Regions from separate parts of the Mus musculus genome. Here region 2 is linked to region 1. Evidence: chromatin loops called from intact Hi-C (ENCODE). Cell type or tissue: left cerebral cortex. All regions are shown on one strand. Links, peaks and the distances in the headings refer to the core of each region. The heading gives the core; the rest is flanking DNA. Region 1 holds the start of P2rx1 (purinergic receptor P2X, ligand-gated ion channel, 1). Region 2 holds the start of Gm34704 (a long non-coding RNA gene).

What was found. Peaks named below come from ENCODE experiments on the same cell type or tissue, not always from the same donor. Only the 100,000 strongest peaks of a DNase experiment are listed, where the experiment ranks them.
Region 2: it touches region 1 in a loop (2.5-fold over the local background); 4 of 42 quality-filtered maps call a loop at or near these places.

What each region holds. Positions count from the first base shown.
Region 1 is chr11:72,996,565-73,004,895 of GRCm38, reverse strand. P2rx1 (purinergic receptor P2X, ligand-gated ion channel, 1) reads right to left here and starts at 5,751. Exons shown (of 12, transcript NM_008771.3): 1 at 5,445-5,751. The coding sequence starts at 5,581. In left cerebral cortex, for the core only: CTCF peaks have their summits at 3,660 (motif pointing right) and 5,861; DNase peaks (open chromatin) are centred at 3,671 and 5,927.
Region 2 is chr11:72,936,648-72,944,978 of GRCm38, reverse strand. Gm34704 (a long non-coding RNA gene) reads left to right here and starts at 4,425. Exons shown (of 6, transcript XR_879998.1): 1 at 4,425-4,635. In left cerebral cortex, for the core only: a CTCF peak has its summit at 3,928; a DNase peak (open chromatin) is centred at 3,959; H3K4me3 peaks cover 501 bases.

The DNA.
Region 1 (8,331 bases), core at 98-8,097:
CCAGAGGTAAAGAAGTCAGAGAAAAAGCAGTGTGGCCTGTCTGCCTTCACTTCCTCCTAGAGTGTGTGCTATTGCTGCAACTGACATCCTCTGCTGACATCGGGCCCTACCTTCTTTGGTCTTCCAATGTGAGCCGAGAATTAGTGACTCTTTAGGAATCTTCCAGGCCTCCGGTACCATATTGGGACTCCTGAGATATCCAGCTTCATGGACTGATCTGCTACCAGGCTTTCTGCCCCCTCCAGCATGCAGAGAGCTGTAGTTAAACTACCTGGCCCCTATCTATTGTGTAAGTCCATCTAGTGACTCCTCTTCTATGCCACACATACATTCTGTCAGTGTTGTTCCTATAGAGGACCTTTCCCAGTGCAGATCTGAATACTGAGGAATGGGGCCATTGCTTAGATACGGCTGACCATGTACAGCTTAGGCCTTTGAAACTGGTCTGTGGAAGGAGCTGTGGGCTACAGAAGCCCTTGGATGCTGTAATCAGAGCTTAATAGGCCATTCTGGTGAGAATATAGAGGATAAGAATGCTAAGAGAAATACAGCCCGTGGGGACCAAGATCATGAGGTCTCACAGGGAAATACAAGCTCATTTGGGAACTAGGCCATCTGGGTCATTTCTGTTATACGCTGGCAAAGAACCTAACTTCATTCTGTCTCTGTCCTGAGAACTTGGAGGAGGCTTAATGTAAAAGCAATAAGCTAATTTTTTTTTTTGAAGAGGAAGTTGACTTTGTTGTTTGGACCATTTGAAACAAAGTTTCAAACATCCCTGCTTGGCCTTAAACTCTCTGTGTAGCTGAAGATGACCTTGAACTCCTGCCTCTACCTGCACACAGGGATGCAAATCCACCTACGTTTATGTGTCCTGGGGATGGACTCCAGGGCTTCGTGGTGCATGCTATGCAGATACTATCTCAGCTGAGCTACATCCCCAGTGAGGAAGGTTTAACTTAGCTGGGGATGCCCACCCTGAATGTGAGCAGCACCATGCTGTGAGCCGAATACGAAGGGGAAAGCAAGCCGGCATTCTCATTGCTTCCTGACTGAGGGCCGGGGAGACTGGCCATCCCAGTTCCTGCCACCACAGTCAGAGCTACCGCCACCATGCCTTCACCATCATGATAGACTGGATCCTCAAACCATGAGTCAAACCCCTTCTGCCTTCGGCTGCTCCTGTCAGGTGCTTTGTCTCAGCTACCAAAGAGGCAATCAATATACCTGGGACCCACATCCACCTTCCACACCAGACATCTCATAGGCATCTCTGATGCAATGGGACTGTTTGGAAAACAGCTCTCTGGAGTTCCTCAAATTTTTAAATATGGGATTTCACTTGACCTGTATACCTTACAGAAAAAAATAAATCCACTAAAGTACTAGTCTACAAATACTCAGGGCAGCATTGCTTATGGGAGTCAAAAAGTATAAACAGCCTAAAACGTCCAACCACAGATACTCTAATAAATAAGATGTGGCGAATCAACACAGGGAATATTATTTAGCCATAAAAAGCATTGGGTTATTGGTTTATGTCACAACCAACACAGCAGGAAAAAGAAGCCAGATACAAAAAGGCACATGGCATGTGGTTCTATTTATAGGAAATACCCAGAATAGGCAAGCAGTGAGGAGAAGGGGTGTGTGTGTGTGTGTGTGTGTGTGTGTGTGTGTGTGCGATTTTTTTTTTTTTTTTTTTTGGTTTTTCGAGACAGGGTTTCTCTGTGTAACCCTGGCTGTCTTGGAACTCACTTTGTACTTTGTAGACCAGGCTGGCCTCCAACTCAGAAATTCGCCTGCCTTTGCCTCCCAAGTGCTGAGATTAAAGGCATGCACCACCACCGCCTGGCATGTATGATTTTTTGAATGATAGAAATGTAATTAGAAGTGGTAATTATACAACCTTGTGAATAATAAGGACAACATGCTTGTGAGGTTTTGCTTGATTTGAGACAGTATCATCCTGTATTCCAAACTGGCTTGGAACTCACCATGTAGTCCAGGCTAACCTTGAATTCATGAATGTATGAATTCATGATATTCTGGGTACTGAGTGCTAGGATTAGAGGTAAATACCACCATGCCTGATTGGGTCAGAATTGTGGTGTGTGTGTGCGTGCGTGTGTGTGTGTTTATGAAAATTAAAGAAAAACTCAGTGGTTGGGAAGTGCGATTAGTATGCTCAAGACCCTGGGTTTAATTCCTAACAACAAATAAATGAAAGATAAGTTAATTAAGAGAGGGGACTGGAGAGATGGCTCAGCAGTTAAGAGCACTGACTGCTCTTCCAGAAGACCCAGGTTCAATTCCCAGCACCCACATGAAAGCTCACAACTACTCCAAGATCTGTCACAGACAAACATGCAGGCAAAACACTGATAAACATAAAATAAAAATAATTCCTTTCAGGGTTTGGAGAGATGGTTCAGTGGTTAAGATTACTGATTGTTCTTCCAAAGGTCCTGAGTTCAATTCCCAGCAACCACATGGTGGCTCACAAACATCTGTAATGGGATCTGATGCCTTCTTATGGTGTGTCTGAAGTCAGTGACAGTGTACTCATATACATAAAATAAACTAATCTTTAAAAAATAATGATTACTTTCTTAAAAAAGTTAATTAAAAGGGTGGATATTATTTGAAGTCAGTCTCATGCAAGTTCCAGTCACCAAACAAAACATTCAACCAGAGCCAGACATGGTAGCTCACACATGTATTCTTAGCACTTGGGTTGCAGAGACAGAGGCAGATATCTGTGAGTTTGAAGCCAGAACGAAGTGAGTTCCAGAAGAGCCAGGGCTATGTAGAGAGACCTTGTCTCAAAAATCAAACAAACACAAAATCCAGCTGTCCCCCAACCCCCCACCCCTTGACTGGGTCTCACTGTGTAACCCTGGCTGCCTTAGAGTCTTACAACTCACTATGTAGATCAAGCTTGCCTCAAGCTCACAGAGATCCACCTACTTCTAACTAGCTAGGGTTAAACTCGTACTTCCATACCTGGCCAGTCTAGCCCACTTAAACCCACCTAACGAAGTTTTTACCCTGTGTCCCCTCTGCTTTCCAGCAGGAACGGCTAGACCAGTCTGTCTCATAGCCCAATCCCTCCAACTGGAGCATTTCACCTGTGACATCACCTTAACCCAGGCCAGCAGAGTCTCCATCTTCCAGGGCTTCTTCCCCACTTGCCTTGAATGTACAGGAAGAACATGACCAATAGAGTCCAAAGCCTTAACTTTCCTCCTCTGAGCCTGTTCCAGATCTTGGCATCTCAGCCTCTTGTCTGTTGTCTGCCTGCCTGCCTGCCTGCCTGCCTGCCTGCCTGCCTGCCTGCCTGCCTGCCTAAGTCTAAGGCCACTTTCATCAGAACTGTGTTCCAATGCTTGACTTTGTGTCCCTCTCCACCTCCATGCTGCCCGTCCCCAATGTGGGCTTCACCTTGTCTGGTGCCCAGAGACTGACTCTCTCGTCCCCCCCACCCCCGACTTCCCTGCAGCCCCCACAGGACCAGACAAACATCTAGGAAAGAGGAGGATCCTTATAGCGAAGCCCTTTCCCTTCACAAGGAAAGGTCCTCTCCAACCGCTGTCCTATGTAACAGTGGAGCAAGGCTCAGGAGTTTAACCTGCAGGAGTCATTGTAGCATCTGGCAGTGGCCAGATGAGGGCGACAGAGACAGTAGGTGCCATTGCTGGAGCTAGTAAGCGCCCTAGTTAGTGGGCAGAGAAGCCTGGGTTTGGGGACCTGAAGACCTTGCCTTTGGCTCTGCTGTGTGAACTGGGAATTTTAGCAAGACTAGTTGCATCCCTCACCTCTGATACCCCCACCCTCACACCAACAAGAAACATTTGAAACATTTGAAAATGATAGACCATTTCAGGCCAGAAGAAAGGAAAGAGGGATGGGGTAAGGTTCCTGTCACAGGAGGTATAGATCAGGGCTAAGGGGCAGTAGGGACAGTAGACTATCCCTTTTGTTCTGTCCCTGTGACAGTCAGACACTGCTCCTAGCCACAGTTCTGAAAATAAAGTAGAGAGCCCCTGGGGCCTGAGTAGGGACAACCATTTTGATCTCCCCAAGTGAGAAACAGGCTGGGCTTGAGTAGTGACTTCTCCTTCCTGAGGAACTAGCAAATAATTAATGGTGGACGTTTACGCCCCTCTTGTGCTCAGCAGGAGGCTACTGGTACCCATCAGAAAGTTTCCTGGAAACTTTGTAGGGAGTGGGAAATGAGGAGACAGAGCAAAGGTTCAGGGTTGATTTGCCTAGTGACCTAGAAATTCCAGGGCTCCTCTATGGGCCTTAGTCTTCCTCTTAAGCTTGACCAACTTGATTTGTGACCAAGACATAGCCTGAAATGCAGCTGAAGGATCCTGGCTTTGGCTGCACCTGACTAGCTCTGAATCTTAGGGCATCAGTGAGCAGAAGAAAGGCTACTCTAGGAACTAGATACTCCCAAGAGGCTAGTACCACATGAGTAACTCTTTGGGCTCTTAGTCCCAGTCCCCCCAAATGGGGATTTGCAGAGCCCTCAGAACCACACAACACAGGCAGGCAGGGGTACTGGGCGTTCTCAGGCTCCCATTAGGACCCAACCCTTTTACTGATCTCATAGCCTCTAGAGGCTCTTTTTAGTGTGACTGTAAGTAAGCATGATGCTCCTGACATGTGACACTTCTGGTACCCAGCTACCTCAGACCCAGGGCAGACAGAGACACAGCTGTAAGCTTGCGTAGCCAACCAGGTATATAAAACCACCGGTACATGGCTAAATATATAGGACATGGGCAGTCATAGAATACCATGTTAGCCCACACAACACACATGCAAACACAAGATCCTGCCTGGCCTGCTAGCCTTTGCATGGTTCCCAGGCTAGCCAGATAGCTGAAGGAGACCTGTGCTGCTCTGACCCTGTGCCAGGGAAGGAGATGTCACACTTGGGAATGGAGACTACTTCCTGCTCTGTGTCTCCATCAAGATGCTAAGTGTTCAGAATCCAATTGTCTTTTAGTCCCCCAGGGACCTGGATTTCCCAGGTTGTCCTTTGTTCTGACTGGAGAGACGGGAACAGAGCCTATGTTCTGGCGAGTAAAATGAGGCATTGCTTTGTTTCAGTTGCATGAGGAAAGTTGGAGGTGAAAAGGGCTCTTGCAGGGCGTGCCACTCACTCACTAGAAGGGGCCTTTTACAATGTCCTCAGGACCCACAATGGTGTTGCCCCTTGGTCACCATGCACCCAGAGTAGCGTGTCCTATCCTGCATTGGTGTCTCCATCTTGACAGTAGGTTAACAGGGCCTATTCCTTCTTAAGGCATGGAGGCTCACCAGGAGAGCTTTCCAGTGCTTGGAGAGATGAAGGGTACCCCAGAGCTCTGAGGATTGGCACATGTAGAAGACTGGTGCCCAAAGGTGTTGGGAGGGGGACTTAGACTCACCCAATGACGTAGACCAGAACCACCAACTGGATCAGACGGAAAATGACTCCCACCTTCTTGTTTCGTACCAGCACCATCCGGGGAGTGTCATACTCAAAGAAGAAGGCTGACAGCTCATCCTGCAGCCGCCGAGCCATGGTGGGCCAGAAGGGGCTCAGAGACAAGCCCCCCGCACGGCCTCTGTGGTCAAGGGCAGGCTAGCATCTGTGTCTACAGAGAGAGCAGTGGAGTGGCTGGAGGCTTCCCAGCCCCTTAAGAACAGAGCAGGCCAAGTGGGGCCAGAGTTGGAGGTTCGTTGGTGGGATCTGGGTTAGGAGGGAAAAACCCAGGGTGATCAGAGCAGCTTTTGACTGCTGGCAGGCAGTGGAGTACCGGCCAGTGGTGCCCCGTGAAATAAATTCCCAAAGATAGACAGAGGCGGAGCCAGTGAGGCCACCCAGGCCCAGCCCCACTACCCCTCAAGGCTCCGCCTGGGCCCTGCTGGGCCTCCGGAAACAGGAGCTGCTCTCCGGAAACCACCATGGCCACCAGCCACAGGGCCAGAGATAAAGCTACTGGCTACCCCCACTCCAGGAACCTGACAGGACAGAACTGAAGGGTCTCGCCAGGACAATCCCTCAACACTCTACCTCCATCCCCACCCCCACAGTCTCAGAGTAGACAGTTCAGTCCTGGGGACCTGCAGGAAGATGAACAGAACTGATGTCAAGTCCTGTAGCCTAGAGCTACCCTTGGACACTCCCTCTTCGTCAGTCCCTTCAAGTCCAAGCTTGGTCTATACCCATTAACTTCAGCCTCAGGCTGGCATCTCTATCTGCAACCTTGCTCTCCCTCTGTCTGACCTGCTTGACTGTACTCCTGACACCACTCCCATCCCATCCTTACCACCAGAACAGACAGGGAGGTAGACATCTAGACGAGACTAGGGTCACCTATCCCTAGGGAGTTCTGAGACCCAGCTTGGAAAGCCTGATATTAGGCAGTTGTGTCACTTGTTGAGGGCTTGGGGGCATTGTCTGGCTTTTCTAAGTCTGCTTCTTGTAAAGTGGGACAACATAACACTTTCCCCAGAGTGAAGAAGCCCTTGGGGGACGGTCCCAGAAACCTCCAGGACAGAGAACTAAAATACACTGTTGAATTAGGGTTCAGGTCCAATACAACCCTTGCCTTCCTCAATAGTAAAGCAGACCCTGAGCATAGGGTCCCAAGAACCTGATCAGGCTGGCTCACACTGTGCACCTAGGGTCAGAGGGAAGCATTCTCACCCTGGCCTACTAGAAGAACCAGCCTGAAGCACAGGTCTCCTTGGTAACCTTCACTGCTCTGCACCCCCGGCCAAGCCGACCCACGCTGAGTGCTGATAAGGAATCTTCTTCCTCATGAGCTACTAACAGGGAGCGAATGGCCCCTGGGCCTGGCACCGAACCCTTATGCAAACTGGGCTGCTTTCTGCATGTCCCCTCCCAGCACCCAGGACCAGCCCCAACCTCTTGAATAGAAAACACACACACACACACACACACACACACACACACACACTGACATTCCAGTAGGAACTCTCTCAACTGTCTGACGCCACTGAGCCAGGGTGGTGGGAACCACATCCTTCGCTTTTTTTTTCCTAAGGAGTCAGAGCTTCAGCAGGCTCTGTGACCTTACCCTGACCCCAAACAAAAGGGCATGTCCCTCTCCCAGCTGACTTCACGTGCAGCTGTTACAGCAGTAGGCCCAGAAATGAATTGTGTGTGATAGGAATGGGTGGGTGCTAAGACTGAGCCATCTCTGTGCCCGCCCCGACGATGCTTACGCCATATTCTAGAGAGGGACCTGCTCCAATTGAGGGAGAAGAGAAAGGATGGAGAGAAGAAAGGAAAAGGAAGGCAGTCATTGTCCAGTATGTTGCTTCATGCCACAGCCGCCCTCTCCCATACTCCTCTTCTTCTTCCCCCACTTCACCTCCTCCCTTCCTTTCTCTTTCTTTCTCCTTTTCTTCTTTCTCCCTATCCTCTTTCCTTTTATGTTTCCTCTTCCTCCTCCTGCTCTTTCCTCTTCTTCCCCCACTCACTCCATCCCCAAGAAGCCAGGTTTATAGCTTGTTAGATACACCCTCAGGCCTGTGTCTGGGCATCAGCCCTGTTCTCAGTCAGCATGGCAGAGAGGGCCACCTGAAGGTACTGAAAGACCCAAGGTGCCACCAAAGGCACAACTTTCTTTTCTTGATAATAACCCTGCAGAATCGAGCCAACCACATGAGACTATAGGGGTGGCTCAGCCGGTGCAAGCACAAGGAACTGAGTTTGGCTTCCCAACATTCATGGGGGCTCAGCAGCATACATCTGTAACCCAATGCTGGACTGGTAGAGATCAGCAGATCCCTGGAGGTCATGGGCCAGCCAAGCTCAAATGTGGTGCTCTAAGGTCAATGAAAACACCTGTTGCAAAAAAAAAAAAAAAAAAAAAAAAAAAAGATGGGGAGAGGAAGACATCTCATGTTGACCTGCAGCCTCCACACACACATACACACACACCCCTCCATATGCACACACTTCCAGATATTCGAGTAACACACACACACACACACACACACACACACACATCTCTTGCACTGGTTCACTCTTAAGGACAGACATCTTTTGGCCCTAGGCTTTGTTAGTACAGGTGGAGAGAACACATGTCAGAATTCTACACAATGGAGTTCACTGGCCTTTTCTTTACTATGGCCCTATAAAGTGGATGCTAGAATGCCCATTATACAGATGCAGAAACCAAGGCTCTGGAAGTTGAACACCTGGTCAAAGGTCATGGAACAAGAAGTTCTTGAGTTTGCTTGTGCATGGAAGAGAGGCTCCCCAAAGTCTAAGGGCTTGGCTCAGGTCCCACCCGAAGA
Region 2 (8,331 bases), core at 44-8,043, 60 kb after region 1:
ATGGCAGCAGGAATTTACCATGCAGGCTGTGAGAGGTGCCTCCTGACGGTTCCTCCTTTGACAATTTGTCAGGGGCTCAGAGGTACAGATAGCAAATTGAGACCAGGCATCCAGTCATTGTCACCCTTTGGGGTCGCTGTCCTTGAGGGTCATTCAGGAGTGTGTGAGGGGGCCCTAGGTGCCAGGGTTCTCCTGTTTCTGCCCCACCCCACTTCCAGGCTCTGGGTTCTTGGGGGTAGTGACCCTTGTGACCACTGGGAGGTGGTGGGCACACCTCTCAGCCAGGTTGCCTATCCTGGTCTCCCTCTCTGTTTCCCATTTATTTCCTCTCTTGCTTTGGTATCTCCAGTCTCAGGATATTCCTTTTTCTCAAAGCTGTGGAAAATGATCTCCAAGACCTTCACTTTGACAATGATTTCAAAGGACACAGAAGTCACTTGCCACAAACGAAAAACTATATAAACTGGAATTACTCTAAAATTAAAATTTCTTTGTATCAAAAGACATTATTGGGCTGGAGAAGTGGTTCAGTGGTTAAGAGCACTAACTGCTCTTCCAGAGGTCCTGAGTTCAATTCCCAGCAACCACATGGTAGATCTATAATGGGATACGATGGATGCCCTCTTCTGGTATGTCTGAAGGCAGCTACAGTTTACTCATATGCATAACAAACAAACAAACAAATCTTTTTTTTTAAAAACGCCATTATCGAGGGCTGGGAATGTAGCTCAATTGTCAGAGTACACAAAGCCCTGGTTTTGATTCCCCAGAACTGCTTAAAGAAGGTGTGTAGGCTCAGGACTTTAATCCCAGAGTCCTGGAGATAGAGGCAGAAGGATCTAAAGTTCAAGGTCATCTTTGGGTACAACTTTTTTTAAAAAGACACTATTAAGCAAGTAAAAGAAAGACAGGCTCAGAATGGGAGGAGGAGCTATCTACAATTCATATATTTGATAAGAATTCAGTTTCTAGTTCTAGGAAAAGGCATATATATATATGTGTATGTGTGTGTGTGTGTGTGTGTGTGTGTATTCTTTCCTTAGCCTCCTAGTGTTGGGATTACAGGTGTGCACCATGACACGGGACTTGAGAAAACATTCTTTAAACATTGCAGCGTATTGGCAGAGGAGGCAAAAGGTACATGAATGTTCTTCCATAGGAGAAACATTAAGACGTTTGGAAGCAGACGCTAAGCACTTCCCCCCGAATTAAGTCCCACAGCTTGCTCTTCTTACAGGGAGAGATTTGCATGGGGGACTTTAGAAAGTCTTTAGGGACTTTGCACAGGGAAAGATCAGCAAGACTGGCCCACTGCTTGGGAACTATAGCCCAGGCTGTGCCCAGCCTGGCGTCAGGAGCTGGCTGAGCAGTGGCTTCCATTCTTCACAGCAGAGCAAGGTTACCTGTGGACCTCCCAGGAGACCTGGCTCCAAGCTCTATTAGTTAGGTCTCTTTGGCGGTAAATGAGAGAAACTCAATGAGATGCTCTAACATCTGATGAGCGAAAATGAGGCCATCTTAACTCATGCAACTGTCAGAGAGGCTGAAGAAAACATGCTGGTGCTCTCTGGCCTTAGGCGCTTGTAGGCCTGCAGACTCGCCCCCGGAAGCTCCATCTCAGAAATGGCCTCTCACGTGCACAGGCCTGGAGGCTCCACTCAGCTTGGAGCGGGGCACGAGGCCTGCATGGGCCACAGGGCGAGCGTGTGAGGCCGGCAATCCAGGGCTGCGTGTGACTCAGACCTAGGGGGCTGCCCGGCTAAGAAGTGGGCAGCTCCTGTTTGTTCCAAACCTTCAGCCTCTCAGGCAACCTGGAAAAAAACAACCCTTCCAGCAGGAAATGGCCACATCGTCCAGCCTGCAGTGCAGAAAGCCAAATCCTGGACAACGGCAAAAACAAAACTTGAAAAAGGCAAATCTCACAATAGAAAGTTTAAAAAAAAAACTTTTTATTTACCTTTTATTACTATAGGCACAACATATTTACTATAGAAGGGCTTTAAATGCAGATAAAAGGATAAAATGTCTGTAATCTCACTCATTACCAGGAATAACCAATGCTAAATGTTACTACATGTTTTCTCAGGTTTAGTCTATTTTATTCTTACCCCAGATCAGGATGTGGATATTATTATAGATTTTTCATTCTGTAGGGTTTGGTGGACTTTCCCCATATCAATAGGTGAATACTGTCTTAGTCCATTTTCTGTTGCTATAACAGAATATCTGAGACTGGTAGCTTATTAAGAAAAGAGGTTCGTATTAGTTCACAGTTCTGGAGTCTGCTATGGCAGGTGAAGAGATTTTGCAGCGTCAGCTCTTGGTTTAAGCATGGTGGAGCAGATGGGACAGGAACATGGGACTCACGGTTGCTTGATTCAGTTTCTTTGTCTTGTGGTCTCTAATGTGCTTGCTAATGGCAGTGGGTGGCCTAGACTGGTCCCAAGCTTCCACTCTCCTGCTTTAGCCTCAGATTCTAGGTATGGACCATCTTCCCTGACTTGGAGTGGTCATTTTGAGGAAAGAACATGAAGGTAGGGAGAAAGGCCTTTGTGTTCTGCTCTTATCTCTCTGTGCTGTGTGAACTCCTCACTGCAAGCAAATGCTATTTTCATAACTGAAATTTCTATGAAAAAAATATTTTCTAAGATAATGAATAAAAGACAGAGGACAAAATTGGAAGAGACATTTGTAACATACACAATGGCTTGCTTTTCGTATTTTCATAGTGTATAAAGAGCCCGTACAGATCAATAAGATTAGAATCAGCCTGCCAGTGGGGGAGAGGAAAAGAGCCAGATGCCAACAATTCCATAAGAAAAAAAAAAAAAAAAAAAAAAACCAAACCACAAATCACCCCTAAGCAAGCAACAAATGTTCATTTGTGTAAGTCATCCAAGAAACGTATGACAAAGCAACACAAAGACTAAGAAGACCAGATTGGTATGGCTGGAGAACCAGGACAGATTCAAACACAGCTGGGCAGCAGGGAGGAGCTGGGTGTCCTGTCCCCTCTGGAGTGGCACTGGCCAGGTGTTCAGAGCCTGAGAGGGGCAAGCACTTTATACCACCCCTCCCCCATGGGAATTTATCCGTGGAATAATTGTCCATGGTACTGAGATGCCTTTTGTAATGCAGAAAACTCTGAAAATAGCCACATTAAATACTAGATGAAGTGTGCTAGTACTCTGCAAGTGTTGAGCATAATGCCGCACATGTGGTGCGTTTCAGCATGACTCCTCCCACACCCCTGCCCAGAGAATTCACAAGGAGGCTTGGTCCTCAGCGTATAGTGTAAGAGGTTGGAGGAGGATATATCCTCATGAAAGGATTAAGGTGGTCTCGTGGAGTGACATTCTCTTAACATTAGATCTCAAAACAGCAAAACAAGCAGACAAATATCAAACTACAAAGCACGCCACACCTTCTTACCTAAGCTACCAGGCGTTTTCACTGTGTGTTCAGAAATCAGCATTTTTAGGGATGGGATGCAGCTCAGCGGTAGAGGGACGTTGATTGTGTGTGAGGCCCTGGGTGTACTCCTCATCACTGTAAAAAATATATAATTTAATTTAAAAAAATAATTTCAGGGCCAGTAAGATGGCTCAGTGGGTAAAGGTACTTGCTGCCAAGCCTGGGTGACTCAAGTTCTATCCCTGAGACCACTATCATGGAAGGAAGGAGTCAGTTCCTAGAAGATGTCCTCTGATTTCTACATGTGTGTCATGCGGTGTGTGTGTGTGTGTACATAATACAACTGCACACATATAATAAGCAAAAATGTAACTGTGTGTGTGTGTAAAGCTATCCATTCAACTACTGTTTGGTTAAGTGGCCCATTACCTGTGTGTATGTGGCGCTTATAGCTCAATAAGAAGATGCTGACATAGCAAATGAAGCCATACGCCTGCAGCAGAGTATTTTGCCACCCTGGTGGTGAGGAGGGGAATAACAGGCTGTCATCCATGACAGTCTCCAGGGTGACTGTGATCCTTGCAGGCCGTCCGGAATTCAAGATATTTGTAATCCCTTCCCCTTATGTAGGAGAGGGTTGCGAGACTTGCTTAGAGTGAGCGACCAGGCACCAGCAAGGAGATGACCTTCTGAAACTGGGTTATAGAAACTCTGTAGCAAAGCCAAAACGAAACGAAACTCCTTGTAGAAACGTTCGCCAGCATGGTGGTACACACCCTTAATCCTAGCACTTGGGAGGTAGAGGCAGATCTCTGTGAGCTCTAAGCCGGTCTGAATTACAGAGTGAGTCCCAGGCCAGTCAGAGATGCATAGTGAGACCCTGTCTCCAAACAAAATAAAACAGTAACAAGCACAACCCAGGCTCTCTCTTGGATGGCTCCTGCTGGGGCAGGCAAGCCCCAGCTTGAATGGATGGGGGTGGGGGGAAGGAATCTGGCAGACATAGGAAAGACCTGAGGGCTTCAGGCTAACAGCCGGCAAGGAAACAAAGCCTGACAATCAATTGCATGGCAGCCAGTGGATCTTTTTGCTCTGATCAGATCTTGAAATGCCTGGAACCCACGTGAGACCTCGAGCTGCAGGAAGCAGCTAAACTGTGGGGATTCCTGCCGGACAGGAACTGAGATAAACAGTGACTCCTAAGCACCAAAAAGCCCGCGGGTGAGTTTTCCCTGTGTAGGTTGAAGTGCAGAGTGACAACATTCTGACAAATGCCCATGGTCAGTGCTCCCATGGCCCTCTGTCCGTCCATCAGTTTCTCCCATCTCGTTTCTTTCTGTCGCACTGTGTATTCACACTATGAAGTTTGCCCTTCTTCCAATAATTTACTCCTCAGTGGTGTGTGTGTGTGTGTGTGTGTGTGTGTGTGTGTGTGTGTGTGTGTGTGGTGTTATTGTTTTGAGATGGAGTTGCAGTAAGGTGCCCAGCTGCCTTCACACTCCTGATACTGTAGCCTCTCCTAGTGAAGGTGTGTCTCCTGCGCATGCGCACATATGCTCACTTCTGCTAGATCTTTAACTTTGTAGCCTGCAACTCAGATGAAATTTGTGTTTTACTGGGGTTTTTGATCAGTTTACTTCTTCCTTTCCAAACCCGGAGCTACTATAGACTCTTGGTTTCATGTCTAGCTCTCCTGGCTGGACCCTTCGGTGCAACGCCAGGTAGAAGGATGAAGCTACACCTGCTGCAGCTGCTGCTGATTTAGGGGAACCCCTATTTTCTACCATTTTTTCAGTAAGTGAGGTGTTGGTGGGGTTTCCTAGATCACTGCATCAAGTTGAGGACCTGCCCTCTGGTCCTCCTCGCTGACTTTAGCATGAAAGAACATTTTGCCAAAAGCTTTGTCTTTTGAGAGGAACGGGGTTTTTGTTCTTGCTGTGTAGATGCAGTGTGTTAGAACAGGGTTGATTGAGTAGATACTGAGCCCACCTTGAATTCCTGTGGCGAATCTCACCGACCTTGGTCTCAGGGTAGAGTTTTATGAATTAGACCTAGTTTGCTGGGATTTTAGTAACCATATGAACAGAGATGTGGGCTACAGTTTTTTGTTTTTGTTTTACTTGTGGGGATTTCTGGCTTGGGTATCTAACATTGGCCTAAGAAGGCTAAGTGGGAAGTGCTGCTCTCCTGCTCTCCTGCTTTTGGAAGAGTCTGTGAAGCTGTGGGGTCAACTTTCTCCTACTGGTCTGTTAGAATCCCCCATTGCTGTTATGTGGTGGTGGTGGTAGGTATGTGGTTGGATGACTATTTCAGTCTCTTTACTTGCTGTAGATTGATATAGACTCCTATTTCTTTCCCAGTCAATTTAACAAGGAGGCCATGTTTCAGCTCCTGAAAGCATCAGAATTGTCTTTTAAAAATCTGCCCAGCGAGGCATGATGGCGCACGCCTTTAACCCCAGCACTCGGGAGGCAGAGGCAGGCAGATTTCTGAGTTCGAGGCCAGCCTGGTCTACAAAGTGAGTTCCAGGACAGCCAGGGCTACACAGAGAAACTCTGACTCAAAAACACCAAAAGAAAAAAAAAATCTGCCCATTTTATATATTTTCTATTTTCTTATCATACAGTTAGCTGTTCATAGCTAGTCTTTCTTGTTTCATCTCTTCTTCTTCTTCTTCTTCTTCTTCTTCTTCTTCTTCTTCTTCTTCTTCTTCTTCTTCTTCTTCTTCTTCTTCTTTGGTTTTTCAAAACAGGGTTTTTCTCTGTATAGTGAAAACTATCCTGGCTGTCCTGGAACTCACTTTGTAGACCAGGCTGGCCTCAAACTCAGAAATCCGCCTTCCTCTGCCTCCCGAGTGCTGGGATTAAAGGTGTGAGGCCACCACTACCTGGCTCATGGTATTTGTTTATAGTTTATTCCTTCAAAGATGGCAGTGTAGAACTGGAGAGATGGCTCAGCTGTTAAGAGCACTGACTGTCTTGAGTTCAATTCCCAGCAACCACATAGTGGCTCATCACCATCTGTAATGGGATCCGATGCTCTCTTCTTGTGTGTCTGAAGACAGTGACAGTGTACTCATATATATAAAATAAATATTTTTTTTAAAAAAGGATGGCAGTTTAATGGTCATTCATGGTTGTCAACTTGACTATATCTGGAATGAACTACAATCCAGAATTTTAGGGCACCCCTGTGAATCTAATCCTGAGTCTAGAAGACAAAAGTTGAAAAGGAGCAAGCTGAGAAAGGAAAAATACAAAATATGTGGTTTAAGTATTGAAGCGACATCAGGAAGTAGAATGGACCTGAAGCTTGTGTTCTAGGACATAACAGATTAAGGGAGTGGGGCTTTGGGGCAAGATCCTACCCAGCTAAATTTAGGTCCAGGCATGGTGGCACACACCTTTAATCCCAGGAGACAGGAATGCAGATCTCTGAGTTCAAGGTCAATCTACTGAGTACAAGGTTCAAGATAGTAAGGCTTAGACAACAGAACTCAGAAGTTTTGAATATGTGGCACTGGCTTTAGAGTAAAAAAATAGAAGGGACTCCTGGGACAATTGATCCTAGGTAGCAGGAGCTAAGGAATTAGTGGTGATTAGGAGGAGACCAGCATCACTGGGGTGAAATCTTCTGGGAAGTGTTTTCTGAGATCACAGAGATAGCCAAGGTTGTACCTCTTGTTGCACCTGGACTTGGTAATGTGTAAGAGTCACCCAGGTGGTACTGGCTTTGAAGGCATGAAGGTGTTATGAAGAATAGCTGAGGCTTGGCACTGTGAATGGCCATGGAAGGTCATTGGTGAAGGTACAGTCTGAATTGCAGTTGATGGCCCAGGACTGAAGGGGTCATGCAAAGAAGCTGAGGTTTGGCACCATAAAGAAAACCTATGAGAGGCTATTGGTGAAGCCTAGTTGCAGCAAAAGACCCCAGTGTATTGGAGATGCCAGCACTATGGGATGATCACCAAGAACAGCAGCAGCAGTGGAGTAGGTCAACCAGAGCCTAGAATGCTACAGAGGGCAGAGCTGGAGAAGTGACCTGCGCCCTTTGGAGGAGTCCAGGAGATCATGGGTAGATCCCAGACATTGGAACAAGGAGCTGTAAAGTTGAAGTTTACTTGGATACCCCAAGATATTAAAGATGCCAGAGCAATGGGATACTAGCCAAGGAAAGCTGCCAACAGGGAGTGCAACCAGCCCAGGAGAAAGACGTTTGTTGCAGTCAACAAAAATGAAAAAGGAGTTGGAGATCTGGAGACTGCTTGGACATCAGACATGGAGATGCAGAGTTTGACGTTTGCCCAGCTGGTTCCCTGTCTTTCTTTGGGGATGACAGTTAAGTGATTAGATGAATCTCAGAAGAGACTTTGAACTTTGGACTTTGGACATTGTTGAGACTGCTATAGACTATGGAGGCTTTGGAAGTAGGACTAAATGTATTTTGCATTATTCCATGTGTAGGTATGGCCCTCATAGACTCATATGTTTGAGCAAGTCTCTGGGGGCCAGGGAGCAGAATGTAGTGGTTTGACTGTTTGGGCCAGGGAGTGGCACTGTCTGGAGGTGTTGCCTTGGAGTAGGTGTATCACTGTGGGTGTGGGCTTTAAGACCCTCTTCCTAGCTGCCTGGAAGCTAGTCTTTTCCTGTTTGCCTTTGGATGAAGACAGAATTTTCAGCTTCACCTGCCCCACGCCTGTCTGGACACTGCCATGCTCCGCCTTGATGATACTGGAATGAACCTCTGAATCTGCAAACCAGCCCCAATGAAATGGTGTCCTTATAAGAGTTGCCTTGGGAAACTACACCGGGGCCTAGCAAACACAGAAGTGGATGCTCACAGTCAGCTATTGGATGGATCCCAGGGCCCCCAATGGAGGAGCTAGAGAAAGTACCCAAGGAGCTAAAGGGATCTGCA